Linked DNA regions of Homo sapiens: region 2 is linked to region 1. Evidence: read pairs that join two places in POLR2A ChIA-PET (ENCODE). Cell type or tissue: GM12878. All regions are shown on one strand. Each heading gives the region's core, and the rest is flanking DNA. Links, peaks and the distances in the headings are about the cores only.

What was found. Peaks named below come from ENCODE experiments on the same cell type or tissue, not always from the same donor. Only the 100,000 strongest peaks of a DNase experiment are listed, where the experiment ranks them.
Region 2: POLR2A ChIA-PET joins it to region 1 with 7 read pairs; 2 of 35 experiments call an interaction of 5 or more read pairs at or near these places.

The regions. Positions count from the first base shown.
Region 1 is chr19:11,561,174-11,576,880 of GRCh38, reverse strand. ACP5 (acid phosphatase 5, tartrate resistant) reads left to right here. Exons shown (of 5, transcript NM_001611.5): 3 at 38-165; 4 at 293-638; 5 at 1,629-2,221. The coding sequence ends at 1,871. It overlaps LOC124904638 (a long non-coding RNA gene), which reads right to left and starts at 1,632. Exons shown (of 2, transcript XR_007067140.1): 1 at 1,528-1,632. RefSeq lists an enhancer at 8,459-8,548 and a silencer at 8,959-9,008. In GM12878, for the core only: no CTCF peak of the experiment used is centred there; a DNase peak (open chromatin) is centred at 8,500; H3K4me3 peaks cover 578 bases; H3K27ac peaks cover 2,438 bases.
Region 2 is chr19:10,874,023-10,890,615 of GRCh38, reverse strand. All of the region lies in intron 1 of CARM1 (coactivator associated arginine methyltransferase 1), which reads right to left. Among named protein-coding and RNA genes, the nearest start is that of CARM1, 11 kb to the right of the region's middle. RefSeq lists enhancers at 10,786-11,628, 13,436-13,665, 13,846-13,995, 15,315-15,815, 15,816-16,316 and 4 more. In GM12878, for the core only: no CTCF peak of the experiment used is centred there; a DNase peak (open chromatin) is centred at 13,685; H3K4me3 peaks cover 4,200 bases; H3K27ac peaks cover 4,608 bases.

The DNA of each region.
Region 1 (15,707 bases), core at 6,101-11,100:
CCCCAGGGAAGAGGCCTGCCCTATCTGTTTGCTACAGGAGACCTTTGAGGACGTATTCTCTGACCGCTCCCTTCGCAAAGTGCCCTGGTACGTGCTAGCCGGAAACCATGACCACCTTGGCAATGTCTCTGCCCAGATTGCATACTCTAAGATCTCCAAGCGCTGGTGAGCCACCCTCAGCCCTGCCTTCCGAGATCCTCACATAGCAGGGACACAGGGGCCCTGTGGCTTGAGCTGACCCTGGGACTTCTGCGCCCAAGATGTGCACCCACGACCTCTATCCCCTCCACAGGAACTTCCCCAGCCCTTTCTACCGCCTGCACTTCAAGATCCCACAGACCAATGTGTCTGTGGCCATTTTTATGCTGGACACAGTGACACTATGTGGCAACTCAGATGACTTCCTCAGCCAGCAGCCTGAGAGGCCCCGAGACGTGAAGCTGGCCCGCACACAGCTGTCCTGGCTCAAGAAACAGCTGGCGGCGGCCAGGGAGGACTACGTGCTGGTGGCTGGCCACTACCCCGTGTGGTCCATAGCCGAGCACGGGCCTACCCACTGCCTGGTCAAGCAGCTACGGCCACTGCTGGCCACATACGGGGTCACTGCCTACCTGTGCGGCCACGATCACAATCTGCAGGTGAGGGCCCTGTGGGTGGGGTGGGAGCTGGGTGAGGGGGGTCCCCATCCCAGCTGATGTCCACATGGCTGGGGTCCTCCTGCTGTTTGAGGGTCTCCTGTGGCCTTCAGAATGTCTAGACTGTCCCTCAAATCTTGCTGTCTAACCAGGAAAACACTCCAAAGCCAGAATAATATCTTCGAATTGCCAATTTCTTTCTTTCTTTCTTTTTTAAGCTCTTTTTTTTTTTTTTTTTTGGAGACAAGGTTTCATTGTTTTTCACCCAGGCTGGAGTGCAGTGGTGCAATCGGGGCTTACTGCAGCTTCAATCTCCCGGGCTCAGGTGAACCTCCCACTTCAGCCTCCAGAGTAGCTGACACTACAGGCATGGGCCACCACATGCAGCTAATTTTTGCTTTTTTTTTTTTTTTTGAGAGGGAGTGCAGTGGCACGATCTCAACTCACTGCAACCTCCGCCTCCTGGGTTCAAGCAATTCTCCTGTCTCAGCCTCCCAAGTAGCTGGGATTACAAGCATGGGCCACCAAACCTTGCTAATTTTTATATTTTAGTAGAGACGGGGTTTCACCATGTTGGCCAGGCTGATCTCGAACTTCTGACCTCAAGTGATCTGCCCGCCTCGGCCTCCCAAAGTGCTGGGATTATAGGCATGAGCCACTGCACCTGGCCCTTGCGCATTTTTTTTGTAGAGGCAAGGTCTCACTATGTTGCCCAGGCTGGTCTCAAATTCCTGGGCTCAAGCAATCCACCCCCTCAGCCTCCCAAAGTGCTGGGATTACAGGCATGAGCCACCACACCTGGCCACCAATTTCTTACTAAGTGCTCTACCTATGAAATAGGATTAATACACTCCTAAAAGTCAGGAAATTGAAGCCAGGAGGGGTTACATACCTCAAGGTGACTCTGTGGTTAGGGCCAGATCGAGCCCTGGACCTTAGGCAGGGCTCTGCTCAAAGCTGGGTCTCCACTGACCCCTTGTCCTCCATCCTCAGTACCTGCAAGATGAGAATGGCGTGGGCTACGTGCTGAGTGGGGCTGGGAATTTCATGGACCCCTCAAAGCGGCACCAGCGCAAGGTCCCCAACGGCTATCTGCGCTTCCACTATGGGACTGAAGACTCACTGGGTGGCTTTGCCTATGTGGAGATCAGCTCCAAAGAGATGACTGTCACTTACATCGAGGCCTCGGGCAAGTCCCTCTTTAAGACCAGGCTGCCGAGGCGAGCCAGGCCCTGAACTCCCATGACTGCCCAGCTCTGAGGCCCGATCTCCACTGTTGGGTGGGTGGGCCCTGCCGGGACCCTGCTCACAGGCAGGCTTTTCCTCCAACCTGTGGCGCTGCAGCAGGGCAGGAAGGGGAAACACAGCTGATGAACTGTGGTGCCACATGACCCTTGTGGCACAGATGCCCACGTATGTGAAACACACATGGACATGTGTCCCAGCCACAGTGTTATGCTCTGTGGCTGGCTCACCTTTGCTGAGTTCCGGGGTGCAATGGGGGAGGGAGGGAGGGAAAGCTTCCTCCTAAATCAAGCATCTTTCTGTTACTGATGTTCAATAAAAGAATAGTTGCCAAGGCTGAACCAGTGCCACTGGTGTGTTATGTTCTCCTGGTTAGAGTGGCTGGGCTCCCCTGAGCTGCTGTTCCTTGCCTCCATCTCTTACCCCATCCATGACCAAGTTGCCTTATCCATGGATGTGATTATAAAACCCGGCCAGGCACGGTGGCTCACACCTGTAATCCCAGCACTTTGGGAGGCCGAGGTGGGCGGATCACGAGGTCAGGAGATCGAGACCATCCTGACTAACATGGTGAAACCCCGTCTCTACTAAAACTACAAAAAAATTAGCCAGGCGTGGCGGCGGGTGCCTGTAGTCCCAGCTACTTGGGAGGCTGAGGCAGGAGAATAGTGTGAACCCAGGAGGCGGAGCTTGCAGTGAGCCAAGATAGCGCCACTGCACTCCTGCCTGGGTGAAAGAGCGAGACTCCATCTCAAAAAAATAAAAAATAAAAAAAAAATAAAATCCAAGCAGAGGCCAGGCTCAGTGGTTCACATCTGTAATCCCAGCACTTTGGGAGGCCAAAGCGGGTGGATTATTTGAGGTCAGGAGTTCAAGATCAGCCTGGCCAGCATAGTGAAACCCCATGTCCACTAAAAATACAAAAAGTTAGTCAGGCTTGCTGGCGAGTGCCTGTAATCCCAGCTACTTGGGAGTCTGAGGCAGGAGAATCACTTGCATCTGGGAGGTGGAGGCTGCAGTGAGTCAAGATTGCGCCACTGCACTCCAGCCTGGGCAACAAGAGTTAAACTCTGCCTGAAAAAAAAAAATTGGCCAGTTGTGGTGGCAGGAGCCTATGGTCCTAGCTACTCAGGAGGCTGAGGCAGGAGAATTGCTTGAACCCAGGAGGCGGAGGTTGCAATGAGCTGAGATTGTGCCACTGTACTCCAGCCTGGGTGACAGAGCAAGAATCTGTCTCAAAAAAAATAAGTAAATAAAATAGGCCAGGCACGATGGCTCACACCTGTAATGCCAGCACTTTGCAAGGCCTAGGTGGTCGGATCACTTGAGGTCAGAAGTTCAAGACCAGCCTGGCCATCATGGTGAAACCCCATCTCTACTAAAAATACAAAACTTATCTAGGCGTGGTGACACATGACTGTAATCCCAGCTACTTGGGAGGCTGAGGCGAGAGAATCACTTGAGCCTAGGGGGTTTGCGGGTAAAGGGGGTGGAGAGGTGAGGGCGGAGATTGCAGTGAGCTGAGATTGTGCCACTGCACTCCAGCCTGGGTGATAGAGCAAGACTCTGTCTCAAAAAAAAAATTAATTCAATAAAATCCAAGCAGAAAGAAGGGTACAACATAAAGCAAGTCTTCCTCCACCCCAGGGGCAACTAATATTAATCATTTTCTTTCTCTATATAGTCTATGCCTCCATAATCAAAACATTCCCTTTATTATTTTCTTTTTTTTTTCTTTTTTTTTTTTTTTGAGATGGAGTCTCACTCTGTCACCAGGCTGGAGTGCAGTGGCGTGAGCTCGGCTCGCTGAAACCTCCAACTCCCAGATTCAAGCAATTCTCCTGGCTCAGCCTCCTGAGTAGCTGGGATTATAGGCACGCGCCACCACGCCCAGCTAATTTTTTTTTTTTTTTTTTTTTTTTTTGAGATGGAGTCTTGCTCTGTCGCCCAGGCTGGAGTGCAGCGGCGTGATCTCGGCTCACTGCAAGCTCTGCCTCCCGGGTTCACACCATTCTCCTGCCTCAGCCTCCCAAGTAGCTGGGATTACAGGCGTCTGCCACCACACCCGGCTCGTTTTTTGTATTTTTAAATAGAGATGGGGTTTCATCGTGTTAGCCAGGATGGTCTCAATCTCCTGACCTCGTGATCCGCCTGCCTCAGCCTCCCAAAGTGCTGGGATTACAGGAGTGAGCCACCGCGCCTGGCAATTTTTGTATTTTTAGTAGAGATGGGGTTTCACCATGTTGGCCAGGATGGTCCCAATCTCCTGACCTCATGACCTGCCCGCCTCAGCCTCCCAAAGTGTTGGGATTACAGGCGTGAGCCGCCGTGCCCGGCCTATTATTTCTTTAGGGAGAGGGGTCTTGCTATATTGTCCAGGCTGGAGTGCAGTGGTGCAATCATAGCTCCCTGCAGCCTCAAACTCCTGGGCTCAAGAAATCCTCCCACCCTAGCCTCTCAAGTAGCTAGGACTACAGGCACGCACCACCACTCCTAACTAATTTTTAGATTTTTTTTTTTTGTAGAGATGGGAGTCTTGTTCTGTTGCCCAAACCGGTCTTGTACTCCTGGGCTCAAGCAATCCTCCTGCCTCAGCCTCCGAAAGTGTTGGGATTACAGGCATGAGCTATTGCTTCCAGACTGTTTTTCAGAGACAGAGTTTTGCTATGTTGCCCAGGCTGGTCTTGAGCTCCTGGGCTCAAGTGATCCATCTCAGCCTCCCGAGTAGATGAGATTACAGGGGCATGCCACTGCAAACACATTCCCATTTTTTACACCAAAAGCAACACAATATACACATAGTTCTGCACACATTCCCGTTACTGCACTCCACTTTTTTTTTTTTCTTTTTTGAGATGGAGTCTCACTCTGTCACCCAGGCTGGAGTACATGGGTGTAATGTTGGCTCACTGCAACCTCCATCTCCTGGGTTCAACCGATTAAGCAATTCTCCTGCCTCAGCCTCCCAGGTAGCTGGGATTACAGGCCCCCACCACCATGCCTGGCTAATTTTGTATTTTTAGTAGAGACGGCATTTCACCATGTTGGTCAGGCTGGTCTTGAACTCCTGACCTCAGGTGATTCACCTGCCTTGGCCTCCCAAAGTGCTGGGATTACAGGCATGAGCCACTGTGCCCAGTCCTGAATTGTTTCTTGCATAAGATCCAAGAATGCTCTCTTGGGGTCTGGATCGAGACCCCTTTCCTGTAACACTTCGAACAATTTTGCAATCCTCAATGTCATAACAAATGACCTTGTCTACGCATTACCTATGGGGCAGACATGTTTGCAGGATTCCCAGGAACAAGGAAAAAGATCGCACTTCTTTTTGACAGCCACGAAGCTTCTGCCTTATGTCACTGGCTCCTTGCTAGTGCCCCTTGCAGGATTTTATTGGTTTTGGGGGTTGTTTTGAGAGACAGAATCTTGCTCTGTCACTCAGACTAGAGTGCAATGGCAGGATCATAGCTCACTGCAGCCTCAAATTCACAGGGTCAGGTGATCCTCCTGCCTCAACCTCCCAAAGTGCTGGGATTGCAGGCGTGAGCCAAAGTGCCAAAGTGCTCAGCCTCATTGAGGTTTTTTTTTTGAGATGGAGTCTCACTCCATCAGCCAGGCTGGAGTGCAGTGGCACGATCTTGGCTCACTGCAACCTCCGCCTCCCGGGTTCAAGCAATTCTCTGCCTCAGCCTCCCAAGTAGCTGGGACTACAAGCACACGCCACCATGCCCAGCTAATTTTTGTATTTCTAGTAGAGATGGGGTTTCGCCATCTTTGCCAAGCTGGTCTTGAACTCCTGACCTCATGATCCACCCACCTCGGCCTCTCAAAGTGCTGGGATTACAGGCGTGAGCCACCGCACCCAGCCGTGGTCTTTTTAAATCTTTCCTTCTAGGCCAGGCATGGTGGCTCACACCTGTAATCCCAACACTTTCAGAGGCCGAGGCAGGTGGATCACCTGAGGTCAGGAGTTTGAGACCAGCCTGACCAATATAGTGAAACCCCGTCTCTACTAAAAATACAAAAATTAGCTGGGCATGGTGGCGTGTGCTTGTAGTCCCAGCTACTTGGGAGGCTGAGGCAGAGAATTGCTTGAACCCGGGAGGCGGAGGTTGCAGTGAGCCGATATGACGCCACTGCACTCCAGACTGAGCAACAGAGCGAGACTCTTTCTCAAAATACATAAATAAATAAATAATTGTTTCCCTCTTACCAACAAGGCTGCAGTGGTGGTCCCTGGACCAATGCTGTGAAAGTAATGTGTAAGAAAACTTCTAGAAGGAGAATTATCTCAGGGCTGGGCACAGTGGCTCACACCTGTAATCCCAGCACTTTGAGAGGCTGAGGCAGGCAGATCACTTGAGGTCAGGAGTTGGAGACCAGCCTGGCCAACATGGTGAAACCCCATCCCTACTAAAAATACAAAAAATTAGCTGGGTATGGTGGCACGTGCCTGTAATCCCAGCTACTGAGGCTGATGCAGGAGAATCGCTTGAACCCAGGAGGCAGAGGTTGCAGTGAGCCGAGATCACACCACTGCAATCCAGCCTGGGAAACAGAATGAGACTCCGTTTCAGGGGAAAAAAAAAAAAAAAAAAATCTCAGGGCCTGTTTTTCTTATACTGAAAGCAGAGTGCTAGACCTGATGTGACAGTTGCAGGGGAGCCCAGTTCCCCTCTGAGGGAGAGTTAAGTAACACCCACCCCCAGGCAACCCAGGCCATTAGCGCTAGGCAAGGCACAGGAACCCCTCCTTTGGCCCACCCTCAACCGCCACTTGCAACTGCTACACGGCAGGGACCCAGTTGTTTGGCTCCAGCTGCCTGCCTAGCGGAGTGAAATGAATCTGGACAAAATGTAAACAGGGCTGAGTGCAGTGGCTCATGCCTGTAATCCCAGCACTTTGGTAGGTAGGGGCAGGCAGATCACTTGAGGACAGGAGTTCAAGACCAGCCTGGCCAATATGGCAAAAACCCACCTCTACTAAAAAATACAAAAGAATGAGTCAGGCCTGGTGATGCATGCCTATAATCCCAGCTATTTGGGAGGCTGAGGCATGAGAATCGTTCTTGTCTGGGAAGTGGAGGCTGCAGTGAGCTGTGATCACGCCACTGCACTCCAGTTTGGGAGACTATCTCAAAAAAAAAAAAAAGTAACTGAGGTTACTTCTGGGGAGAGGCACTTGGTGAAATTGTCACCTTTCATTTGTTATTTTACTTATTTTTTTTTTTTTGAGAAGAAGTTTCCCTCTTGCTGTCCAGGCTGGAGTGCAGTGACGTGATCTCAGCTCACAGCAACCTCTGCCTCCCAGATTCAAGCGATTCTCCTGCCTCAGCCTCCTGAGTAGCTGGGATTACAGGCATGCGCCACCACGCCTGGTTAATTTTGTATTTTTTAGTAGAGACAGGGTTTCTCCATGTTGGTCAGGCTGATCTTGAATTCCCGACCTCAGGTGATCCACCCGCCTAGGCCTCCCAAAGTGCTGAGATTACAGGCATGAGCTACTGCTCCGGCTTATTTGTTACTTTGCGCGCGCGCGTGTGTGTGTGTGTGTGTGTGTGTGTGTGTGTGTGTATCTTGGTATAATTTGCTACTTTATAGATGTCAATACTGTTGAATTTGTTACAAGGTGTATGTGTTACTGTTACAATTTTTTGGTTTTTTTTGAAACAGTGTCTCACTCTGTTGCCCAGGCTGGAGTGCAATGGTGTAATCATAGCTCACTGCAGTTTCCACCTCCTGAGCTCAAGGGATCCTCCTGCCTCTGCCTCCTGAGTGGCTGGGACCACAGCTTCACCCCACCACTCTTGGTTAATTTTGTGTGTGTGTGTTTTGTAGAGATGGGGTCTTGCTATGTTGCCTAGGCTGGTCTCAAACTCCTGACCTCAAGTGATTCTTCCTCCTTAGCCTCCCAAAATGCAGGATTACAGGTGTGAGCCATCATGTCTGGCCAACTGTTATAATTAAGCAGTGATCTTTCCAAAATGCAATCCTGGCCAGGGGTGGTGGCTCACACCTGTAATCCCAACACTTTGGGAGGCTGAGGCGGGCAGATCACTTGAGATCAGGAGTTCGAGACCAGCCTGATCAACATGGCAAAACGCTGTCTCCATTAAAAATACAAAAATTAGCTGGCATTGTGGCGGGCGCCTGTAATTCCAGCTACTCAGGAGGCTGAGACAGGAGAATCACTTGAACCCAGGAGGTGGAGGTTGCAGTGGGCCGAGGTCGTACCACTGCACTCCAGCCTGGGCAACAGAGCAAGACTCTGTCTCAAGCAAACAAACAAATCCCCAAAATGTAATCCTGAGTTTGTTCCAGCTGCCATTTACCGTCACTTCTGATCCTGGCCCATGAGGCAGGGGCCAGAATCATCCTTGCTTCTCAGAGGCTATTACAGAAGCTCAGACGTGTTTTTGTGGGTTTTTATTTTTTAATTTTTTTTGGTACAATATTTATCTTAGATTGGACGGCTTAACCACTGTGACCAAGGTAATTTCTAGGAAGTGGCAGTCCCTCAATCTTAACCACAACAGTCTAGGGAGGTCACAGCCGCGCTCTTCTCACTGACTCAGAGGCACCAGACAGGCAGGAGTCTGAATCAGAGGTCACCATCATAGCCCAAGGACCCCGTTCTCATGGCCCAGAGCACAGAAAGAAGAAGTGACACATCCAATGTCACACGAAGACTGAGTGGCAGGGGAGGGGGGATTGTAACTCAGGCTCCCTCCTCTACATCAGCCAGACACTTCTACCGAGCACCAAGGACCAAAGCTCTGTGCCAGGCAGCTGGGGACCCAAGGACACTAGGAGGAATAAATCAGGGTGGGCGCTGGCCCTCAGGGAGCTTCTGTCTTGCTGAGGAGACAACACCAGCCAGCACTCAGCCATCTTAATTAATTATTTTATTTTTTTCTTTACTTTTCTGTTTTTTAGACAGGGTCTCACTCTGTTGCCCAGGCTGTCAGGCTGGAGTACAGTAGTGTGATCACAGCTCACTGCAACTTCCGTCTCCGGGGCTCAAGCAATCCTCCCTCCCACCTAAGCCTCCTGAACAGCTGGGACTACAAGCACACACCACCACACCTGGCTAATTTTTTTTTTTTTTTTTTTTTTTTTTTTTTTTGAGACGGAGTCTCGCTCTGTCACCCAGGCTGGAGTACAGTGGCGCAGCCTCGGCTCACTGCAAGCTCCGCCTCCCGGGTTCACGCCATTCTCCTGCCTCAGCCTCTCCGAGTAGCTGGGACTACAGGCGCCCGCCACCACGCCCGGCTAATTTTTTTTTTTTTTTTTTTTTTAGTAGAGACGGGGTTTCACCGTGAGACAGAGTCTTGCTCTGTCGCCAGGCTGGAGTGTAGTGGCCTGATCTTGGCTCACTGCAACCTCCACCTCCCAGGTTCAATTGATTCTCCTGCCTCAGCCTCCCGAGTAGCTGGGACTACAGGTAAGTGCGCCACCATGCCCAGCTAATTTTGTATTTTTAGTAGAGACGGGGTTTCACCATGTTGACCAGGATGGTCTCGATCTCCTGACCTCGTGATCCACCCACCTCGGCCTCTCAAAGTGCTGGGGTTACAGGCGTGAGCCACTGCACCCAGCCAATTTTTGTATTTTTTGTAGAGAGGGGGTTTCACCACTTTGTCCAGGCTGGTCTTGAACTCCTGGGCTCAAGCAATCTGTCCATCTCGGCTTCCTGAAGTGCTGGGATTATAGCCATGAACCACCGCACCCGGCCTAATTTATTTATTTTAAGAAATGGTGTTCGGGCATGGTACATCACGCCTGTAATCCCAGCACTTTGGGAGGCCAAGGCGGGCAGATCACCTGAAGTCAGGAGTTTGAGACTAGCCTGGTCAACATGGTGAAATCCCTCCTCTACCAAAAAATACAAAAATTAGCCAGACACGGTGGTGTGCACCTATAACCCTAGATACTTGGGAGGCTAAGGTGGGAGAACTGCTTGAACCCGGGAGGTGGAGGTTGCAGTGAGTCGAGATCACACCACTGCACTCCAGCCTGGGCAATGGACTGAGACTCTGTCTCCAAAAAAAAAAAAAAAAATGCCGGGCGCGGTGGCTCATGCCTGTAATCCCAGCGGTTTGGGAGGCCGAGGAGGGCAGATCACGAGGTCAGGAGATCGAGACCATCCTGGCTAACACGGTGAAACCATCTCTACTAAAAACACACGCACAAAAAAATTAGCCGGGCGTGGTGGCGGGCGCCTGTGGTCCCAGCTACTCGGGAGGCTGAGAGGCAGGAGAATGGTGTGAACCTGGGAGGTGGAGCTCGCAGTGAGCCAAGATCGCGCCACGGCACTCCAGCCTGGGCGACAGAGCAAGACTCCATCTCAAAAAAAAAAAAAAAAAAAGAGAGATGGAGTCTCCCTAGGTTGCCCAAACTGGTCTTGAACTCCTGTCCTCAAGTGATCCTCTCACTTTGGCCTCCCAAAATGCTGGGATTACAGGCATAGCCACCACACCAGGTTCAGCCATTTTTGGAAAGATGCCTTTTAACCTGCAAGAAACGAGACAGCAGAGTCCCTCAGGCAAGTGGCAGGGTTTCATCTCTTCTCGATCCTCCTGAGCAACCAACCACTCCTGATTTCAGCTGTCACAGACACTATCATCTTGCCACTCTGCTTGTCAAACTAGAGGCTGAAAAAGGGACTGGCATTCTCATGCAGCCAGTAGGCTGTCTGTCACTTGACACTCAGGCCATGTCCACTTCCTAAACAGCATCCCAGGCCAAGAATCATGAATAAGAAGGTGAGATACCTGCCTTACCAATAGCAAAACATACAGTCATCAAAATAGTAACACACTGGCTCAGGGTCAGGTGTGGTGGCTCACACCTGTAATCCCAGCACTTTGGGAGGCTGAGGCAGGTGGATCACCTGAGGTCAGGAGTTCAAGACCAGCCTGGCCAACATAGCGAAACCCTGTCTCTACTAAAAATACAAAAATTAGCCAGGTGTGATGGTGGGCACCTGTAATCCCAGCTACTCGGGAGGCTGCTGAGGCAAGAGAATCACTTGAACCCTGGAGGCAGAGGTTGTAGTGAGCCGAGATTGCGCCACTGCACTCCAGCTTGGGTGACAGAGCAAGACACCGTCTCAAAAAAAAAAAAAAAAGGACATTGACATTGACTCAGGGTAAGGTGTGGTGGCTCATACTTGCAATCCCAGCACTTTGGAAGGCTAAGATGTGAGGATCACTTAAGGCCAGGAATTCAAGACCAGCCTGGGCAACATAGCAAGGCCCCAACTTAAAAAAAAAATACATAAATTAACCAGGCATGGAGGTGTACGCCTGTAGTTCCAGCTATTTAGGAGGCTGAGGTGGGAAGATCCCTCGAGCCCAGGTGCTGGAGGCTACAGTGAGCAATGATCACACCACGGCATTCCAGCCTGAGCCTGGATGATGGAGTGAGATCCTATCTCTAAAATAAAAAAAAATAAAAAAAAACCAAAACAAAACATTGGCTCGGGAAAATATCAAGAGAGAAAGTAGAAACAAATACAAAAACAATATAGCATTGACTCAGGAAAATACTGAGGGAATCCAAGAACAAATTCAGGAAGATTTATTTAAGAACATAATATAGGTTCAAGGTCGCATTGCAACTTCATGGAAAAGGAGGTGTTATTTGCCTTGTCAGTTTGCACTAGAATGAGACAAAACCTGAACCCTACCTTAGACCACATACAAAAATAAATTCCGAAGGAATCAAATATTTCAGGGAGGCAGGATGTGGTGGCTCATGCCTGTAATCCCAGCACTTTGGGAGGCCATGGTGGGTGGATTGCTTGAGCCTAGGGGTTCAAGACCAGCCTGAGAAACATAGTGAATCCCATCTCTACCAAAAATAAAAAATAAAAATAAAAAAGTAAACAGGCATGGAGGTGCTTATCTGTAGTTCCAGATACTCAGGGGGTTGAGAGGGTGGGGTGGAGAGGGTGGGGCAGGGGCTAAGGTGGGAGGATCACTTGAGCCTGGGAGGTCAAGCCTGCAGTGAGTCATGATCATGCCACTGTACTTCCGCCTGGGCCACAGAGTGAGACCCTGTCTCAAAATCAATCAAGCAAGCAAGCAAGCAAGCAATCACAGGGAAAGATGCAAATGAACATCCACACAAAGACCTGTGGAGGGAAGGCAAGATTTCTCCTCTACCCTCTTAGATCTCTGGCGGGGCCTAAGACTTAAACTGACATTTGATCAATTAATAGGAGAAAAGCATAGAAATATATTTAACATAAGTTCTATGGGACATGGGAGCCCTGAAAAGGAAGACCCAAAGAAGCAGTTACAGTCAAACACTTATTTACTGTATTAGACAAACAGTAGAAAATTATGGATGGACATGGTGGCTCATGCCTGTAATCCCAACACTTTTGGGAGGCCAAGGTGGGCGGATCACCTGAGGTTGGGAGTTTGAGACCAGCCTAATCAACATGGAGAAACCCCACCTCTACTAAAAATACAAAAATTAGCCAGGCATGGTGGCACATACCTGTAATTCCAGCTACTTGGGAGGCTGAGGCAGAAGAATCACTTGAACCTAGGAGGCAAAGGTTGCAGTGAGCTGAGGTCGCACCACTGGACTCTAGCCTGGGCAACAGAGCCAGACTTCTCAAAAAAAAAAAAAAAAAAAGTAGTAAATTATAGATGGGCGTGGTGGCTCATACTAGTAATCCCAACACTTTGGGAGGCCAAGGTGGGAGGATTGCTTGGACCCAGGAGTTCAAGAACAGCCTGGACAACACAGGGAGACCCCATCTCTAAAACAACAGAAAATAAAATTAGCTGGGTGGCACGCACCTGTAGTCCCAGGTACTCAGGAGGCTGACGTGGGAGTTTCGCTTGAGCCCAGGAGTTTGAGGCTGCAATCAGCTATGATTGTGCCACTGTACTCCAGCCTAGGCAGCAGAGTAAGGCCCCGTCTCTAAATAAATATATAAATAAATTTTAAAATTATAAATAAATATTATAAATAAAGTTTTAAAAGGGTAGTAAATTATGAAAATGTGACAAGACAAAGGGGTTTGGGCTAGAGCAGTTAATGGTGGAAAAATAACTAGAAAAATAAGGGTTCATTTAACAAGGTTTGTTTGTACATTTTTTCCTCAGCTTTGACTCCCTGTCTTCTGGTGATAAGAATTGTACGCTCTAGGGCTGGGCGCGGTGGCTCAGGCCTGTAATCCCAGCACTTTGGGAGGCAGAAGCGGGTGGATCACTTGAGCTCAGGAGCTGGACACCAGCCTAGGCAACTTAGTGAAACCCTGTGTCTACCAAAAATACAAAAAAATTAGCTGGGCATGGTGGTGGGCGCCTGTGATCCCAGCTATTTTGGGGACAAGGCGAGAGGATCGCTTAAGACTAGGAGGTGGAGGTTGCAGTGAGGTTGCAGGAAGTGGATATCACACCACTTCGCTCCAGCCTGGGCAACAGGATGAGACCCTGTCTAAAAAGAATTTTACTTTCTTCCTGGGATGGGGAGGGCATCTTCCATATGGGGGTTTATCTCGTTTTCCAGAGAAAAGAGGGAGGTCAGAGTGCTTTTCCTGCACCTACTGTTTTTCAAGTGCACTTAGCTGAAACAATCCATATGCCAAAGTGGCATATTTTGGAGTGGTGTCATCTGCCACCCTCAAAATGAAAGAAATGGTTCATAACAGCTCTAATAATTGTTCAACAACCGGCAACAATGCAAAAAACAGGTCACTAACAGGTGAAAAGATAAACAAAGTGTGGGACATTCATATAACAGAATACAACTGAATAATAATCATGCCTATAATCCAAGCACTTTGAAAGGCCAAGGCAGGTGGATTGCTTGAGTCCAGGAGTTCGAGACCAGCCTGGGCAACATGGCAAAACCTTGTCTTTACAAAAAACACAAAAATTAACTGGGCGTGGTGGTGCACAGGTGTAATCCCCGCTACTCGGGAAGCTGAGGTGGGAGGACTGCTGGAGCCTGGGAAGTTGAGGCTACAGTGAACCATGATGGTGCCACTGCACTCCAGTCTGGGTGACAGAGTGAGACCCCATCTCAAAAGAAAACAAAAAAGAAACAAACTGCTGACATATCCAACAACACGAGTGAGTTCCTTTTTTTCTTTTTTTTTTTTTTTGAGACAGAGTCTGGCTCTGTTGCCCAGGCTGGAGTGCAATAGCGTGATCTCGGCTCACTGCAACCTCCGCCTCCTGGTTTCAAGTGATTCTCCTGGCTTGGCCTCCCAAGTAGCTGGGATTACAGGCGCACACCAACACATCCAGCTAATTTTTGTATTTTTAGTAGAAATGGGGTTTCACCATGTTGGCCAGGCTGGTCTTGAACTTCTGACCTCAAGCAATCCACCCGCCTTGGCCTCCCAAAATGCTGGGAACATGAGTGAGTTTCAAACATCTTATGCTGGGGAAAGAAGCCCAGCTCAAAAGGCTACACGTTGTATGATTCAGCTTATATGACTTTCTGAAAAAGACAAAGTTACAGGAACCAAAAACAAATCAGTTAGGGCCAGGGGCTGGAGTAGGGGACAGAGCACAAAAGGGCAAGAGAAAAATTTCTTTTTTTTCTTATTTTTTTTTTTTTAAGACTGAGTCTTGATCTGTCACCCAGGCTGGAGTGCAGTGGCACAATCTTGGCTCACTGCAGCCTCCGCCTCCCGGGTTCAAGTGATTCTCCAGCCTCAGCCTCGCTAGTAGCTGGGACTTCAGGCGTGTGCCACTATGTCTGGCTAATTTTTGTATTTGTAGTGGAGACTACAAGGGGTCTCACCGTGTTGCCCAGGCTGGTCTCAAACTCCTGTCTTCACGTGATTCGCACACCTCGGCCTCCCAAGGTGCTAGGATTACAGGCATGAGCCATCACACTCGGCTACTGGTAAGAGGAAATTTCTTAGGGTGATGGAAATAATTGTCTTGATTATGGTCATGTTTTAATGATATACCTGTATGTCAAAACATGCAATTTCGGCCAGGCATGGTTTAAATATGAGCAGTTCATGTTCAGTCAATTACATCCAACAAAGCTGGGAAGGAGGGAAGTAAGAGAGGGAAGGGATGAAAGGAGAGAAAAAGAGAAAACTAATGTGGCAATCATGAACAAAATGAAAGATATATACATCCTGTGACTCAATGTCTTTGTTTTTTTTTTTTTTTTGAGATGGAGTTTCACTCTTGTTGCCCAGGCTGGAGTGCAGTGGCGCGATCTCGGCTCACTGCAACCTCTGCCTCCCGGGGTTCAAGTGATTCTCCTGCCTCAGCCTCCTGAGTAGCTGGGATTACAGGTGCCTGCCACCATGCCCAGCTAATTTTTGTATTTTTAGTAGAGACAAGGTTTTACCATGTTGGTCAGGCTAGTCTTGAACTCCTGACCTCAGGTTATCCACCCGTCTTGGCCTCCCAAAGTGCTGGGATGGGCCAGGCGCCGTGGCTCACGCCTGTAATCCCAGCACTTTGGGAGGCCAAGGCAGGCAGATCACGAGGTCAGGAGTTCAAGACCAGCCTGGCCAACATGGTGAAACCCCATCTTTACTAAAAATACAAAAATTAGCCAGGCATGTTGGCGCACACCTGTAATCCTAGGTACTCAGGAGGCTGAGGCAGGAGAATTGCTTGAATCCAGGAGGTGGAGGTTATAGTGAGCCGAGATCACGCCACTGCACTCCAGCCTGGGCCACAGAGCAAGACTCTGTCTCAAAAAAAAAAAAAAAAAAGCAAAAACAAAAAAGTGCTGGGATTACAGGTGTGAGCCACCATACCCGGCCATCATTTATTGTTTTTTATTTTATTTTATTTTATTTTTAGAGACAGGATTTCACTATGTT
Region 2 (16,593 bases), core at 11,438-16,437, 690 kb after region 1:
GCTGGGACCACAGGTATGTACCACCACACAAAACTAATTTTTAGGCTAGGCGCGGTGGGGTGGCTCACACCTGTAATCCCAGCACTTTGGGAGGCCGAGGCAGGTGGATCACCCGAGGTCAGGAGTTTGAAACCAGTCTGGCCAACATGGTAAAACCCCATCTCTACTAAAAATACAAAAATTAGCCAGGTGTAGTGGTGGGCGCCTGTAATCCCAGCTACTTGGGAGGCTAAGACAGGAGAATCACTTGAACCCGGGAGGCGGAGGTTGCAGTGAGCCAAGATCGCGCCACTGCACTCCAGCCTGGACAACAAGAGCGAAACTCTGTCTCAAAAAAAAAAAAAAACAAACAAAACAAAAAACAAAAAAACCACCTAATTTTTATATTTTTTGTAGAGACAGGGTCTCCCTATGTTGCCCAGGCTGGTCTCAAACTCCTGGGCTCAAGCAATCCACCTGCCTCAGCCACCTGAGTACCTGGGACCCCAGGCTTGCATGCACCACCATGGAAGGCTAATTTTTTATTTTTCTGTAGAGATGGGGTCTTGCTATGTTGCCCACGCTGGTCTCAAACTCCCAGCCTTAGGCGATCCTCCCGCCTCAACATTTACATCCCACCTGTAAAGTTTAAGCTTTACAGGTTACAGGTTAGCTTTTCAGGCCATTTATGGCCCCTCCAAAAGCCGACCACCAGAGTTAGTATAAAGCTGTTCCCTGGGGAGGGGATTGGATGGGGGGCTTCATTCCATGGGCAAGGTTTCCTTAAAATGAGGGTGGGAAGTGCACAGGTGTTGGCTGCATTCGTCTTCATTCCTTCAAAAATATTTCATGAGAAAAAACAGCCACCTCTTCTGCTGGCCCAAAAGGCCAGGGTCCACGGTTGGATCCGGGCTTGGAAATGCATTGGCAACTCACAAAGTCAAAGTGTTGAATCTACTTCAGGAGTCCCCAAGAATGTAGGATTACAGAAGGTAATAAACAATTCTGGGCCAGGCATGGTAGCTCACGCCTGTAATCCCAGCACTTTGGGAGGCTGAGGCAGGCGGATCACCTGAGGCCAGGAGTTCGAGACCAGCCTGGCCAACTTGGAGAAACCCCGTCTCTACTAAAAATACAAAAAAAAAAAAAAAAAAATTAGCCGGGCATGGTGGTGAACACCTGTAATCCCAGCTACTTGGGAGGCTGAGGCAGAAGAATCCTTTGAACTGGGGAGGCGGAGGTTGCAGTGAGCCGAGATTGCACCATTGCACTCCAGCCTGGGTGACAAAGGGAGACTCTGTCTCAAAAAAAAAAAAAAAAATTCTCAAATTGCGCAGTGACAGGACACTGGGTGGTGTATGGGCAGGGCTGAGAGGCAGCCACCTACGGAACAGAGGTGTCTGTGGGTGTCCTGTTGGCATCTCAGGTAGGCCAAGGCCTCCATGGTGCCCCCAAGCACTACTTGGGGCAGCTGCCCTTTCCCCCTGCCCCAGACTGCCAGGTCAGATCTCAGGAGACAGAGCACTCAATGCGTGCCCCATCTAGGTGGGCTCTGGAGAAAGCCCCCTGAACTGAGGACACCCAAACCTCATAAATCACTGTGAAGCTTCTTCAGTCAGAGGCCTGGGGGGCACTCAGTAGGGGGCTCCCTCTAAGGTCTGGTCCCTAAGCTCCACCTTCAAGGGTCGACAGCTTCCCCTGTAGTCCTGACCTGTGGGTGACAGTCTGCTCAGTTGTGGGGTGTGCGAAGGGCAACCCCAAGAATAGAAGGCCAAGACAAAGAGCTTGGCTTTTCTGAAAAAGAGACGGGGCACCCCCTTCACTGGGAGCTATTACATGCAAATGTCTCCTGCATCCATGCTAATCAGCTGCCACCGCCTGGGGCTTTGTGCACTACAAAAGAGACAGCAGATGTGAGCTGGGGTTCCACAGCCCCAGAAAGCGCGGGAGCTTAGTGGATAATTATGAAAAGCATGGGGTTGTGGAGGGTAGGGGGTGGGGGCGCGGTGCAAAGCCACAAAACCGGCCTGCACCAGCCCCCTCGCTCCACATGCTGTCTGCTGGGCCAGCTCGCCCAGTCTTTCTTCTCCCGCGGGCCAAGACTTTGAAGCTGTGATTTATGGAGCCCCAGGAAGCACTCTTAGGTGTTGGCTGTGCAGGGCCTCGGTTAGTGCTCAAACCACCCTCCAGGTCGACCTTAGTCCTATTTTTAAGAGGGGAAACCAAGCAACAGAGCGATGACAGTCTCCAGGTGGCTCAGCTGGGGACCCAGAAGCTGGTCCAAAGACAGCCAAATTCCATCCCAGCCTCCAGAGAGCCAGCTGGGAGGTACTGGGGGCCACGCTCAGGGGACCCCAGGTTCTACCTGTGCTCTGGGCCTGGGCAATGCCAGGCCAGGCTAGTTGACCCCTGAGCCTCACCACTACAAGGAGGCAATCAAGCCTGCTTCCTGGTGCTAAAGAGGGTCTGTCACATTGTGACACATGGCAGGAGCTGGGCTGCAGCTCTCTATGGGGACTAGGCCAGCAGGAGGCCCTTTGCAGAGGAGACACCCACAGTGGCCTGGAAGGTCGGGCTGAATGAGGCGTGTCATGGAGCGGCAAGAAGACCCCAGGCTGCTGAGGGGGATCATCTCCCAGAGCGACTGGGACCCTCCACACCCTGGCTCTCATTGCCAAGGACAGAGAGCTCAGTGCAGCAAGCTGGGCTGGGGCCTGCCTTCAGGCTGGCAAAAGGGCCTCACCCAGAGGAGGGGAGTACAGGGGGGCGCTCCAGAGAGGCTGGAGCGGAGGCAGCCTCCAATGGAGGAAATCGAAGTTGGGTCAGGGAGAAGCTGCCCTGGGGCTGAGGCCCACTTGAAGTCCCTGCCTAGTGCACCTCTTGAAAGAGTCTGAGTCAGAGCATGCTGGCACATGCCTGTAATCCCAGTGCTTTGGGAGGCCAAGGCAGAGAGATGGCTTGGGACCACGAGTTTGAGACCAGCCTGGGTGACAAAGCAAGACCCTGCTTCTACAAAAAGTAAAACATTTAAAAAAAAATAAAGAATAAGGAAAGGTTTTGACCATCAGCCAGAGACACAGGATGTCCTGGGCCACAAAGCTGCAGGAAGGCCCTCTGCCAGGTCCCAGGGCGCTCCAGGAGCCCTTCTGGCCCCACCAAGGCTCAGAGAACAGTATGTTTGGGTTAGGAAGGCCGCCTTCCGCCCCAGGACCTGCAGGCTGCTTCGCCAGATGTGATTCCAGATGTGGCACAGGCGAAGGGGGCAGACACTACTGATGCCACAAAGAAATCAGGCACACGGCAGGAACCAGGGGAGACGGGACCCTGGCTTTGGCGAGCTCTGGAAGAGGTCGCTATGGCCAACACGGTGACACAGGACAAGGACCAGGAGCAGCAGGGGTAAGCCTTGGGCAGGCACTTCCTCCATGGCCTTGCACTGCCCTGTGGAGGAGTCAGAGAGTGGGAAAAGTGGCAGGAGGGGCTGCAGGGCTGATGGCCAAGTGAACGGATCAGGGCCAAACCTGGGTTCACATCCCAACTCTGCCACCAAAGTTTTAGTGCCTCAGTTTCCTCTTATACAAATTAGGGAGTGAGCTGGGCATGGTGGTGCCCCCCTGCAGTCCCAGCTCCTCAGGACACCGAGGCAGGAGGCCCAGCTCCTCGGGACACCGAGGCAGGAGGCCCAGCTCCTCAGAATGCTGAGGCAGGAGGCCCAGCTACTTGAGAGGCTGAGGCAAGAGGATCATTTGAAGCCAGGAGTTTGAGACCAGCGTGGGCAAAATATTGAGACCCCATTTTTTTTTTTTGAGATGGAATCTCATTCTATCATCCAGGCTGGAGTGCAGTGGAGCGACCTCGGCTTGCTGCAACTCCTGCTGCCCAGGTTCAAGTGATTCTCCTGCCTCAGCCTCCAGAGTAACTGAGATTACAGGTGCCTGCCACTGCACCCGGCTAAATTTTTTTTGTATTTTTTAGTAGGGATGGGGTTTCACCATCTTGGCCAGGCTGGTCTTGAACTCCTGACCTTGTGATCCACCTGCCTCAGCCTCCCAAAGTGCTGGGATTACAGGCGTGAGCCACCGCACCCAGCCCCCATCTCTAAAAAAGAAAAAAAAAGATAAAAGATAAAAATGAGGGAGGGGGCGGGGCATGGTGACTCACGCCTGTAATCCCAGCACTTTGGGTGGTCGAGGTGGGAGGACTGCATGAGCCCAGGAGTTGGAGAGCATCCTAGGCAACATGGTTGAGACCCCGTCTCTACAAGAAATACAAAAATTAGGCCGGGCACGGTGGCTCACGCCTGTAATCCCAGCTACAGGCTGGGAGGCTGAGGCGGGTGGATCACCTGAGGTCAGGAGTTCGAAACCAGCCTGACCAACATGGAGAAAACCCGTCTCTACTAAAAATACACAATTAGCCGGGCGTGGTGGCGCATGCCCGTAATCCCAGCTACTGGGGAGGCTGAGGCAGGACAATCACTTGAACCCAGGAGGTGGAGGTTGTGGTGAGCTGAGATCACACCATCGCACTCCAGCCTGGGCAACAAGAGTGAAACTCCATTTCAAAAAAAAAAAAAAAAAGAAAGAAAGAAAGAAAAAAATTAGCCAGGTGTGGGGCCACCTGCCGTCCCAGCTACTCGGGAGGCTGAGGCAGGAGCATGAACTGAACCTGGGAGGTTGAGGTTGCAATGAGCTGTGTTCACACCGCTGCACTCCCTGTCTCAAAAAAAAAAAAAAAAAAAAAAAAAATGAGGGAGTGAGCTGTGGCTGCTGTGGCTCCCTGTGGGGGGCTGTCCTGATAGCGAGACTTGGAGTGTGTGAGCGGGAGTAAGAGCCAGGCATCCCATCATCCTGCATCTAGGGGCTCCAGGGCTCAAAGGCAGAGCCAGGCTCCTGCAGAGGGTCCCTCAAGGGCACAGGATGGAAATCTGGAAGCTCCAGCCTATCTTCGCCTTCCCGTCCTGTTCAAGGAAGAATGCAGCAAATTCTCTGGAATGTCCCTCCCTCAGTCTGCAAGAGGCACCCCAGTCTTTGATTATTTATTCACATGCCCCCTGCCCGGGATGGTTAACAAGAGCATCCCTCTTTCACGAGAGCACTGATTGGCCAGGGGCCTTTCTGCAGTCCTCGCCAGGAGTAGCACCCATGCCCACACCGCTGGGCAGGTTTTCTATACATAAAACCACTACGCTTGCACATGTGTAACACATCCGGCAAAAATGAACCCCAGCTCCGAGAACACAATTAGCGGGAGAAAGACCTGCCAACGACATAAAGGAAAACAGCTCAGACCCACGCCTGCCAAGGCTAATGAATCGCTTTAAAGAGACAGACAAAAAGGAAGAATAAAAGGGGGTTCTCCTGGCAGGGGTGGGGGGGCACAGAGCCCCCCAAACCCAGTCTGGACCTGTTTACAAGAATGCCCCGCCTGGCAGCAGGGGACAAATGATGAGAGGAACAGACAGGGAAAGAGGGGCTGTCCCACTGAACAAACCTACCCAGAGGGGAACAAGTTCCATGTCTGGCTTTGGGTGGTGGTGACATGGGTGTCCATAATTGTCAAAAGCATCAAACAGAACTAAGGCCTGGGCATGTGTGTGTACTGACTAAACAACAATTAAAATAAATAAGCGGCCAGGCATGATGGCTCACGTCTGTAATCCCAGCACTTTGGGAGGCCAAGGCTGGTGGATCACCTGAGGTCAGGAGTTTGAGACCAACCTGGCCAACATGGGTGAAACCCCGTCTCTACTAAAAATCCAAAAATTAGGCAGGCGTGGTGGCACGTGTCTATGATCCCAGCTACTCGGGAGGCTGAGGGAGGAGAATCGCTTGAACCCGGGAGGCGGAGGTTGCAGTGAGCTGAGATCACGCTACTGCACTCCAGCCTGGGGGACAGAGCAAGACTCAGTCTCAAAAAAAAATAATAAAATAAAGAAGCGATGCAGAGAATCAACACCAGAGGAGACACAGGAGGGGCCTAGAATCTCCAGACCCAACTCCTTCAGCCCTGGGTTAGGCCTGGTCTCCATTTCCTTCATGTAACTGCTTTTTGGGGAACAAAGGCAAGCACAGGGGGAGGGGGGGCAACTGGGGACTCCAGATTCTTCAACCAAAAGTCAGAGCTGTGTAGTGTCAAAGTGGCAGGTTGGGCTGGGCACAGTGACTCAGGCCTGTAATCCTAGATCTTTGGGAGGCCAAGGAGGGGAGGACTGCTTATGTCCAGGAGTTTGAGACCGGCCTGGACAACATACTAGAGAGCCCATCTCTATGTCTTTTTGTTTTTTTTTTTTTTTGAGACGGAGTTTTGCTCTTGTTGACCAGGCTGGAGTGCAGTTGTGTGATCTGTGGTCACCACAACCTCCATCTCCTGGGTTCAAGAGATTCTCCTGCCTCAGCCTCCAGAGTAACTGGGATTACAGGCATGCGCCACCATGCCTGGATAATTTTTGTGTTTTTAGTAGAGAAGGGGTCTCCACATTGGTCAGGCTGGTCTCGAACTCCTGACCTCAAGTGATCCGCCCACCTCGGCCTCCCAAAGTGCTGGGATTACAGGTGTGAGCCACTGCACCTGGCCCGTAATTAAAAAAACAAAAAACAAAAAACGAAAAAAAAAAAAAAAAACAGAGTCTCGCTCTGTCACCCAGGCCGGAGTGCAGTGGCATGATCTTGGCTCACTGCAACCTCCGCCTCCTGGGTTCAAGTGATTCTCCTGCCTCAGCCTCCCAAGTAGCTGGGATTACAGGCGCACACCACCGCGCCCAGCTAATTTTTGTATTTTTAGTAGAGATGGGGTTTCACCATGTTGGCCAGGCTGGTCTTGAACTCCTGACCTCAAGTGATTCACCTGCCTCAGCCTCCCAAAGTGCTGGGATTACAGGCGTGAGCCACCACTCCCAGCCAATTTTTTTAAAAAATTAGCCAGCCGTGGTGGCGCATACCTGTAGTCCCAGCTACTCAGGAGGCTAAGGCAGGAGGATTGCTTGAGCCCAGGATTTCAAGGCTAACAGTGAGCTATGATCGCACCACTGCACGCCGGCCTGAGGAACACAGCAAGACCCTGTCTCTTAAGCCAAACAAAGAAGTGGCAGGGCCGGCACCGTGGACTTTCTGGGCAGATCTGGAGGCTGCTGAGGGTCCGCCCTGCGCGATCCTTGAGACTGAAACGTGAAGCTCCCCAAGCAGTTCCCCAGAGTGAGATCAGGAAGCAGATCCAGAGGGTGCCGGAGAAGGCCCCTGGGACAGATAAACTACACCGGGGAAAGGGACTCCTCCTCAATCACTGGGGACGAGGGGGTCTTGGGCAGGATTCCCAGGGCTACTCTGTGTCCTACCTACCCCCACACCTGGACAACTTGGGATACATCTTCTCTTCCAGGCCACATAGCAGGCTCAGGAGACCAAGGATTCACCTATGTTGGGTGTGGGCCAATCCTCGAAAGCCCCCTCCATTTAATGGGAGGAAACTGGAGGGAGAACCACGGTTCCCTGGACAAGGTCCCAAGGTGAGGCTCCCATGTGTGCTAATCAGGACCGCCTGCAGCCTCTAACCCAGAGAGTGCTGGGAGGCCAGGGATAGCATTCCAGCCAGGAAAGGCAGAGAGTAGCAGGGCTGACCACAGACACCCTGCAGGCCCCTGGGTCCCCCTCCTTTGCAGCTCACCTCTCTCTGGCCAGGCCAGCCTCTCCCCTACCTCTCCTTAGCTGCCATTCTCTTCAAGGTGCTCCCTAGACCACTTCCCCAGCAGAGGAGATGGGGTTCTCTGTCTGCCTTCTCTCTGCTCCCCAAGACTGAGGTCGGGCACGGTGGCTCATGTCTGCAATCCCAGCACTTTGGGAGACCAAGGCGGGCAGATCCACTTGAGGTTAGGAGTTCGAGGCCAGCCTGGCTAACATGGTGAAACCCCGTCTCTACTAAAAACACAAAAATTAGCCGGGCATGGTGTCACATGCCTATAGTCCCAGAGACTCAGGAGGCTGAGGCACAAGAATCACTTGAACCTGGGAGGCGGAGGTTGCAATGAGCAGAAATCGCTCCACTGTATTCCAGCCTGGGCGACAGAGTGAGACCCTGTCTCAAAAAAAAAAAAAAAAAAAAAAAAAGACAGAGTGCACTGGAGATTGGGGGGCTGTGTCCGACTTGGGCAGGGCTCTGTATACAGTCCAGCCACAGATGTCTACTCTGGCCAAGGCCACTTTCCACCAGGGAAGCCACTCACCGAATCCTCCCACCAATAAGGAAGCTGAGATTCGGGGACACTGAGGCATTTGCCCATGATCGCCCCGCCAGGAAAGCACAGCGGGCCACAGCATGGCTGGAGCCCAGCCTCCATCACAGGCGTCCCTTGCCTCCCCATCCCCCCCACTGCATGCCCTTGGCCATGCCAGGCCCACAAGTTCATTCCCAGAGGAGGTCTTCCCTCCTGCAGTGCCAGACGCTATTTTAAGCACTTTACTTCTATCAGCTCGCCACTCACAACAACCCTCTAGGGTAGACGATGTCAAGATCCACAACTGACAGCCAAGGAAACTGAGGCACAAAGTGGTCACCGGGATGCTAAGGAGTGGATCAGGACTTGCCAGCTGGCCCCTGCTAGAGCTCTTACCACAAGCACGACTCTGCCCTCAGCCTCCCTCTAAGCAGAGCCCCTCCCCCAGCATCCTGGAGCCCCTCAGCTTGTTTTAAGTGATTGCTGATTTAGCGCTCCTCAGACAATGTCCCCAGGCCTGCAAATGTGGGACCTTGTGTTTATCTCGGGTGTCACCACATCCCTGGGCTCCTAAAACAGTAACTGGTGCACAGCAGACGCTTGGTGAATTTCTGCTGACCATTTCAAGCTGGCTGGATGGGAGCTACCGCACTATGGAGACGGCGAGTCCACTTTCGCTGCCTGTTTCTGGCTGAATGAATGAAAGAGTGGGTCTCAGTGGGCTGGGAAAGGTCACCGTCCCCCCTGCTCTCTCTGCAGCTCCACTGTCACCTCCCCCAAGACCTGCCATCTGGCTGGCCCCTCCCCCACCCCAGCCCTCCAGGGGACTGCTCTCTGAGGTCACCTGTGACCTCCTGCTCAGAAATCCAGTGACCGCCCCTTGGCTCTCACTCTGACCTCTCACGGCATCTGACCTTGCTGCCCTCTCCTTCCTGCCCTTTCAAAGCTTCTCGCCTGTCCCTGGAGAGATGTCCTGGCCCTGCGCAGAGAGCCCCCAATCCCTTACCAGCCAGGGCAGACTCCACTCCCCAATCAGGTGCTGTCCTCCAGGAACTGGTACCCTTTTTCAGTCACAGATCCTTCTGAGAAGCTGACCGAAATCAGGGGAGGTTCTGCACAGAAAAATGTGCAGAGAATCCACAGCTACACCACGGCCAATTTATGGAGCACTTACTTCGGGCCAGGCACACAGGGCAAAGCTTTTCTTTTCTTTCTTCCTTTTCATATATCACAAGTCATCAAGCAAGAAGCATTTTTTTTTAGAGACAAGGTCTTGCCCTGTTTCCCGGGATGGAGTGCAGTGGTACGATTATGGCTCAATGTAGCCTCAAGCTTCTGGGCTCAAGCAATCCTCCCGCCTCAGCCTCTGGAATAGCTGGGACTAGAGGCATGTGCCACCATGCCGGCTAATTTTTTTAAATTATTTTTTAAGAGATACAGTTTCACTGTGTTTCCCGGGCTGGTTGTAAATTCCTGGACTCAAACCGCCCTGCTGCCTCGGCCTCCCAAAACCTGGGATTACAGGCATGAGCCTCTGTGCCCAACTGGGGTGAAGTATTTTACATGTGTTTCCTCCCCTCCACGAAAACCTCCAGGGAGGTGCCACTGTCACCCCCTTTCAGGGAGGGAAAGTGAAGCTCAGAGGCTCATCCACAGTCACAGCTACCGATTCTTGTCCTTTTACCCCTTTGCAAAACTGTGTCCAATTGTGAGGGGCTCATGGGACCGCCCCCAGGGGCCATCCACAGACCAGATTAAGAACCCGAGCTCTGGAGCCGTGGCTGCCATGACTCACACCTGTAATCCCAGCACTTTGGGGGCCAAGGTAGGAGAATCGCTTGAGCCCAGGAGTTCCACATCCGCCTGAGCAACATAGTGAGACCCTGTCTCTACAAAAAAAAAAAAAAAAAAAAATTAGCCAGGCATGGTGATGTGCGCCTGTGGTCCCAGCCTGTAGAGAGGCTGAGGGAGGGAGAATCCCTTGAGCCTGGGTGTTCAAGGCTGCAATGAGCTATGATCGTGTCACTGCACTCCAGCCTGGGTGACACAGCAAGACCCTGTCTCAAAAAAAGAAGAAAAAAAAATCCTAGCTCTGAGCTGATGGAACTGATGGAAACCCCTCCCAGCCTCAACTCGCCACCTCAAGCAGCCAGGTGTGGCCCAGGTGGGCCCCTCCATCCTGCCCTCGCTTAAGTGGCTGCTTCCCTGGATGTCTTTGCAAACTCACCACCTCCCAGGTTCTCCAGCAGACCTTAGAAGCAGCAGGTTTCCGCAGAAAGGAGACACACCTGCCACAGAGGTCTTCCTGAGCCTCTCCACCTGCTAAATCCAACCTGGTCTGAGGTGTGTGAGGCTTGGCATCTCAAAGTCATTAGCAAGTTCACACCACACTCCAGCTTCTGTTGAAAGGCCTTGCCCACCCATCTCATCCAGACCCCCTACACAGAGGGCCAGTGCTTGGTGACCAGGAGCTGCTCACAGCACTGGACACCTTCCATTAAGATTTCACCTGAGGCTGGGTGCGGTGACTCATGCCGGTAATCCTAGGACTTTGGGAGGCCAAGGCAGATGGATCACTTGAGGTCAGGAGTTCAAGACCAGCCTGGCCAAAAGGGTGAGACCCCCGTATCTACTAAAAATACAAAAATTATCTGGGTGTGGTTGCACGCACTTATAATCCTAGCTACTTGGGAGTCTGATGCAGGAGAATGACTTGAACCTGGGAGGCTAGAGGTTGCAGTGAGATGACATTGAGCCACTGTGCTCCAGCCTGGGTGACAGGGCGAGAATTCATCTCCAAAAAAACCAAAAAAATCCTCGATTCCAACCCAGCCCTGTTTCCACTTTTAGCCCCTCCACTCCTCACAGGGGACCCTGTGCTCCAAGCCAGGTGGCTGTCTCCAGCCCTGGCCCACTGGAGCACCTCTCCATAACCCAGAAACGTCCTTCCCAACATTCTGGCCAGGTCCAGATCCTACCCACTGTGGCCAAGGTGACTCCCTGTATGTTCTCTCTTTGTCCATGGAAACTGGAACCCTAAATTCAGCTGAGCACATGGCCGCTCAGATTGAAAACTACATTTCCCAGCATCCCTTGCAGCTGGCAGTGATCATGTGACTACATTCTAGCCAACAAAATGAAAGCTGAAGCACCTTGCATCAGCTACCGGGAACCTTTCTTAACAAACACCTGGATGTGACCTTTGCACCCTTTCTCCTTTGTCCCTTCCTCTGTCCTGCTGTCTGGAAGCCAGGGTGTAATGGCGGGACTCCAGCAGTCATGCTGAAACCTGAGGACAAGACCTCACCTTAAGAATGGTGGAGGATCAGCCTGGGGCAGTGGCCTGTAATCCCAGCACTTTGGGAGGCCGAGGCGGGTGGATCACCTGAGGTCAGGAGTTTGAGAACAGCCTGGCCAACGTGGCGATACCCCGTCTCTACTAAAAATACAAAAATTAGCCAGCCGTGGTGGCACACGCCTGTAGTCCCAGATACTTGGGAGGCTGAGGCAGGAGAATCGCTTGAACCCGGGAGGCAGAGGATGCAGTGAGCTGAGATCACACCACTGCACTGCAGCCCCTGGGCAACAGAGCGAGACACCATCTCAAAAAAAAAAAAAAAGCCGGGGGGAGGACCTGGATCTGGGAACTTCCAAGAGCCCAGGAGACTTTGGCACCTGACAATCTTCACACTTTAGCATTAGAGCACAAAAAATAAAATGCCATCGTGTTTAATTAAGCCTCTGCTACTTTGGGTCTTTGTGATGAACAGATAAATGTCACTGAACCACTTATATATGCATTTAAGGTGGGCATCCAGTCACCCAGAATGCCAAAGCCATCTCTGCTGCCTGCCAACCACATCACTTTGGCCAGTCAAGTTCTTTCATTTCTGTTTTTCCACCAGTAAATTGGGGTTGGTATCTCTGACCTCACAGAACTCTTTTCAGAGTAAGTGGTAACATACAGTAAGCGCCACAATTGGCACAAGGGGCTCACACAATTCAGAAGTATGCTCTATTCGGCCTGAGGATTTTTTGGTTTCTCTTTTGGCTGGGGCCAAACTCCCCACAGACCCCAACTCCTGCCTGCCTCATTCATTTATCCCAGGGGTCTACAAGCTTCCCCTGCCTCGGGCCAGTGAGTAAATATTTCAGGTTTTGCAGGACACTGTGGTCTCAACTGATTATTGTTGTTTGTGGATTGGGTTTTAGTTTTTTTCCCTAATCAATCTCTCAAAAACTGTAAAAGCCTTTCTTAGCTTTGTCTGTACAAAAATAGGCCACACCGGGCCCAGCGGTTCGTGACTATAATCCCAGCTACTTCTGAGGCTCAGGCAGGAGGAGGATGGTTTGAGGCCAGGGGTTTGGGGCCAGCCTGGGAAACACAGCAAGACTCTGTCTCTAAAAAAATTGCTTAAATTAGCCAAGGGTGGTGACATGTGCTTGTAGTCCCAGCTACTTGGGAGGATGAGGCCAGAGGATCACTTGAGCCCAGGAGTTAGAGGCTGCAGTGAGCTACTAAAATACAAAAAATTAGCTGGGCATGGCGGCATGTGCCTGTAATCCCAGCTACTCGGGAGGCTGAGACAGGAGAATCGCTTGAACCTGGGAGGCAGAGGTTGCAGTGAGCCGAGATTGCGCCACTGCATTCCAGCCTGGGCAACAGAGCGAGATTCCATCTCAAAATAAATAAATAATAAAACACAGGCTGGGTGCGGTGGCTCGCACCTGTAATCCCAGCATTTTGGGAGGCTGAGGCAGGCAGATTATTTGAGGTCAGGAGTTCGAGGCCAGCCTGGCCAAGATGGTGAAACCCTGTCTCTACTAAAAATACAAAAATTAGCCAGGGTGGTGGCACAGGCCTGTAATCCCAGCTACTCAGGAGGGTGAGGCATGAGAATCACTTGAACCTGGGAGGTGGAGGTTACAGTGAGCCAAGACCATGCCATTGCACTCCAGCCTGGGCAACACAGTGAGACTCTGTCTCACTAATAAAATACAAACACAGATAAAAATAGGCCACAGGCTCAATGTGGCCCATAGGCCTAATTTATATCACTGCCCTTTCCCTAGCTGCCCCCAAGGTCAAGCATTTTGAGTCAACACAAGTTTATGCACAGTCTGGTACGGGATAAATGCTCAATAAATGACGGTATCCATTAGCCACACGCAGGCACCGCTGAAACACAAATGCCTTTCTGGGGTTACTAACTTTCCCTGTTGTCACTCCAGCTTGACACCGAGATGTCCTAAAGATGGGGCACATAACAAGCTCTTCTATACCCCTGCCCCAGCTGTCAGGGGGATCCCAGGAGTGTAACCAAAGGAAGTCACAAGGGCCCCTGGTTCGGTGACAGCAGGCCATTCTTCACCTTCTTTGGACAAAGGGTTTTTCTCTGAACTTTCCACCCCATGGCATGCCCCTCACAAACTGAAGTTTAGCCCCTGACGGAGCCCATGCTGCTGTGTAAGCTTCTGAGCCAAGGGGATGGGAGAGTCTAAAGCACTGGCCACACTGACTCGTGCTGACCAAGAAAGAAAAGTGACACAGTCATTTCCAGAAAGAGCGCCACAGGGCTGGGGAAGTGAGAGTTTGTTCTGTTCTCTTTCCCGGCACCCCTCCCTGAGAAACTGCCTCCTTTCCAAGGGAGGGCAGCCTATGCCCAGGAACTCCAGAGGCCATGCCAAAGCTTCCTCAAGCCCAGGAAGCCCACGCCAAAGGGCCTCCCCCTCTGCACAGGGAAAATGGCCTGGTGTTGGTAGTTGCCATTTGGCCAATCTCATGGACGTAGGCCAGGGTGACTTCAGATGGCAAGAAGTAACTGTTCACTACAGAGTGACAGAGACAGGCCCTTCTGCAGCTGTCATCCTTCCCCTGGAGGGTGCAGACGTCAAGGAACAGGGCTGGAAGTCCTCCCCACGTGCCTCTCCTGGGCCTCCTATGTTAGGTACAGATCATGGCCCAGGACTCCCTCCCATGGCCGGTGAGCCAAGACAGCGGGGCAGCCCTGGAGCATAGGGGGCTCCTCCTAGAAAAGCTAGCTCATTCCCATGCCACACCAACGAACACTGCTGTCAGTAACATGGACATAAATATTTATTGGCCGGGCGCAGTGGCTCACGTCTGTAATCCTAGCACTTTGGGAGGCCAAGGCAGGAGGACTGCTTGAGCCCAGGAGTTCAAGACCAGCCTGGGCAAAATAGTGAGACCGCATCGCTAGAAGAAACTTAAAAATTAGCCATATGTGAGGCTGGTGGCGGTGGCTCACACCTGTAATCCCAGCACTTTAGGAGGCCAAGGTGGGCGGATCACCTGAGGTCAGGAGTTCGAGACCAGCCTGACCAACACGGAGAAACCCCATCTCTACTAAAAATACAAAAAAAATTAACCGGGCATGGTGGCACATGCCTCTAATCCCTGTAATCCCAGGACTTTGGGAGGCCAAAGCAGGCGAATCGCTCGAACCCGGGAGGCAGAGGTTGCAGTGAGCCGAGATCACGCCATTGCACTCCAGCCTGGGCAAAATTCCATCTCAAAAAAAAAAAAAAGACAGACATCCAAGTTGTAACCCCTGGAATCTGTGAAGGTGACCTTATTAGGAAATAGGGTCTTTGCAGATAAGGATCTTGAGATGAGATCATCCTAGATATAAAGTGGGCCCTAAATCCAATGCCCAGTGTCCTTATAAGAAAAGAACAGCTGGGGCCGGGCACGGTGGCTCAAGCCTGTAATCCCAGCACTTTGGGAGGCCAAGGTGGGCAGATCACGAGGTCAGGAGATGGAGACCATCCTGGCTAACACGGTGAAACCCCGTCTCTACTAAAAATACAAAGAATTAGCCGGGCGTGGTGGCGGGCGCCTGTAGTCCCAGCTACCCGGGAGGCTGAGGCAGGAGAATGGCCTGAACCCAGGAGGCAGAGCTTGCAGTAAGCGGAGATCGCGCAATTGCACTTCAGCCTGGGTGACAGAGCCAGACTCCGTCTCAAAAAAAAAAAGAAAAGAAAAGAACAGCTGAGGTGGGAGGATCACTTGAGCCTAGGAGTTCGAGACCAGCCTATAACACGGCGAGACTCCATCTCACTTTAAAAAAAAAAGGAAAAAAGAGGACACAAGACACAGGAGTGAAGACAGACGCAGGGACTTGGGTTTCGCTGCTGCAAATCAAGCAACAGCTGGATCCACTGCAATCTGGAAGATGCAAGGATTTTCCTGTAGAACCTCTCCAGGGATTGTGGCCCTGCCAGTACCATGATTTCAGACTTCTGACCATGAACTGAGAGAGAATCCATTCCTGTTGTCTTAAACCAAAAATCTGTCATAATTTGTTATTGCAGCCATGGGAAATTAATACACCCAGCACTGATCACCTCCAACTCCAGAACCCATGCTTTTTTTTTTTTTTTCAGACAGGGTCTTGCTCTGTCACCCAGGCTGACATGCAGTGGTGCAATCTCAGCTCACTGTAACCTCTGCTTCCCTGGTTCAAGCGATCCTCCCACCTCATCCTCCGGAGTAGCTGGGACTACAGTCGCAGGTACCACCACACCTGGCTAATTTTTGCATTTTTAGCAGAGACGAGATTTTGCCATGTTGGCCAAGCTGGTCTCAACCTCCTGACCTCAAGTGATTCGCCTGCCTCAACCTCTCAAAGTGCTGGGATTACAGGTGTGAGCCACCACGCCTGGCCAAGAACCCATGTTTTTTATCTCCATATCAATGTTACTTAAGGATAAAGAGGGCGGTGCGGTGGCTCATGCCTGTAATTCCAGGACTGTGGGAGGCCAAGGAGGGAGGATCACTTGAGCCCAGGAGTTTGAGACCAGCCTGGCCAACACAGTGAAAACCCTTTCTCTACAAAAAATATGAAAGATTAGCTGGGTGTGGCACATGCCTGTGGTCCCAGCTACTAGGGAGGCTGAGGTATGAGGATCACTTTAGCCATGGAAGGCTGCAGTGAGCTGAGACTGAGACTGTACCACTGCACTCCAGTCTGAGCAACAGAGTGAGGCCCTGTCTGAAAAAATAAAAAATAAAAATAAAAAAAATAAAAAAGAAAGAAAAAAAACAAAAAAGTGTAAAAAAAAATTATTTCAGAACCCTAAGGATATATCATCTGGGAATCTGGGACTGAGGCTCTCTGAGGAATGTGGACTTTCTCCTTTTTATGAATGTTTCCGGTCAGGTGGGGTGGCTCACACCTGTAATCCCAGCATTCTGGGAGGCAGGAAGATCACTTGAGCTCAGAAGTTGGAGACCAGCCTGGGCAACACAGTGACATAGTGAAACCTTGTCTCTAATAATAAAAAATGTTTCAGTTACCAATTACCTCTCAAAGAGAAGTGCTGTCTTAATAACAAGTAATACTTTCAAGAGTATCAACAAAACAAAAACAAAAACACAAATA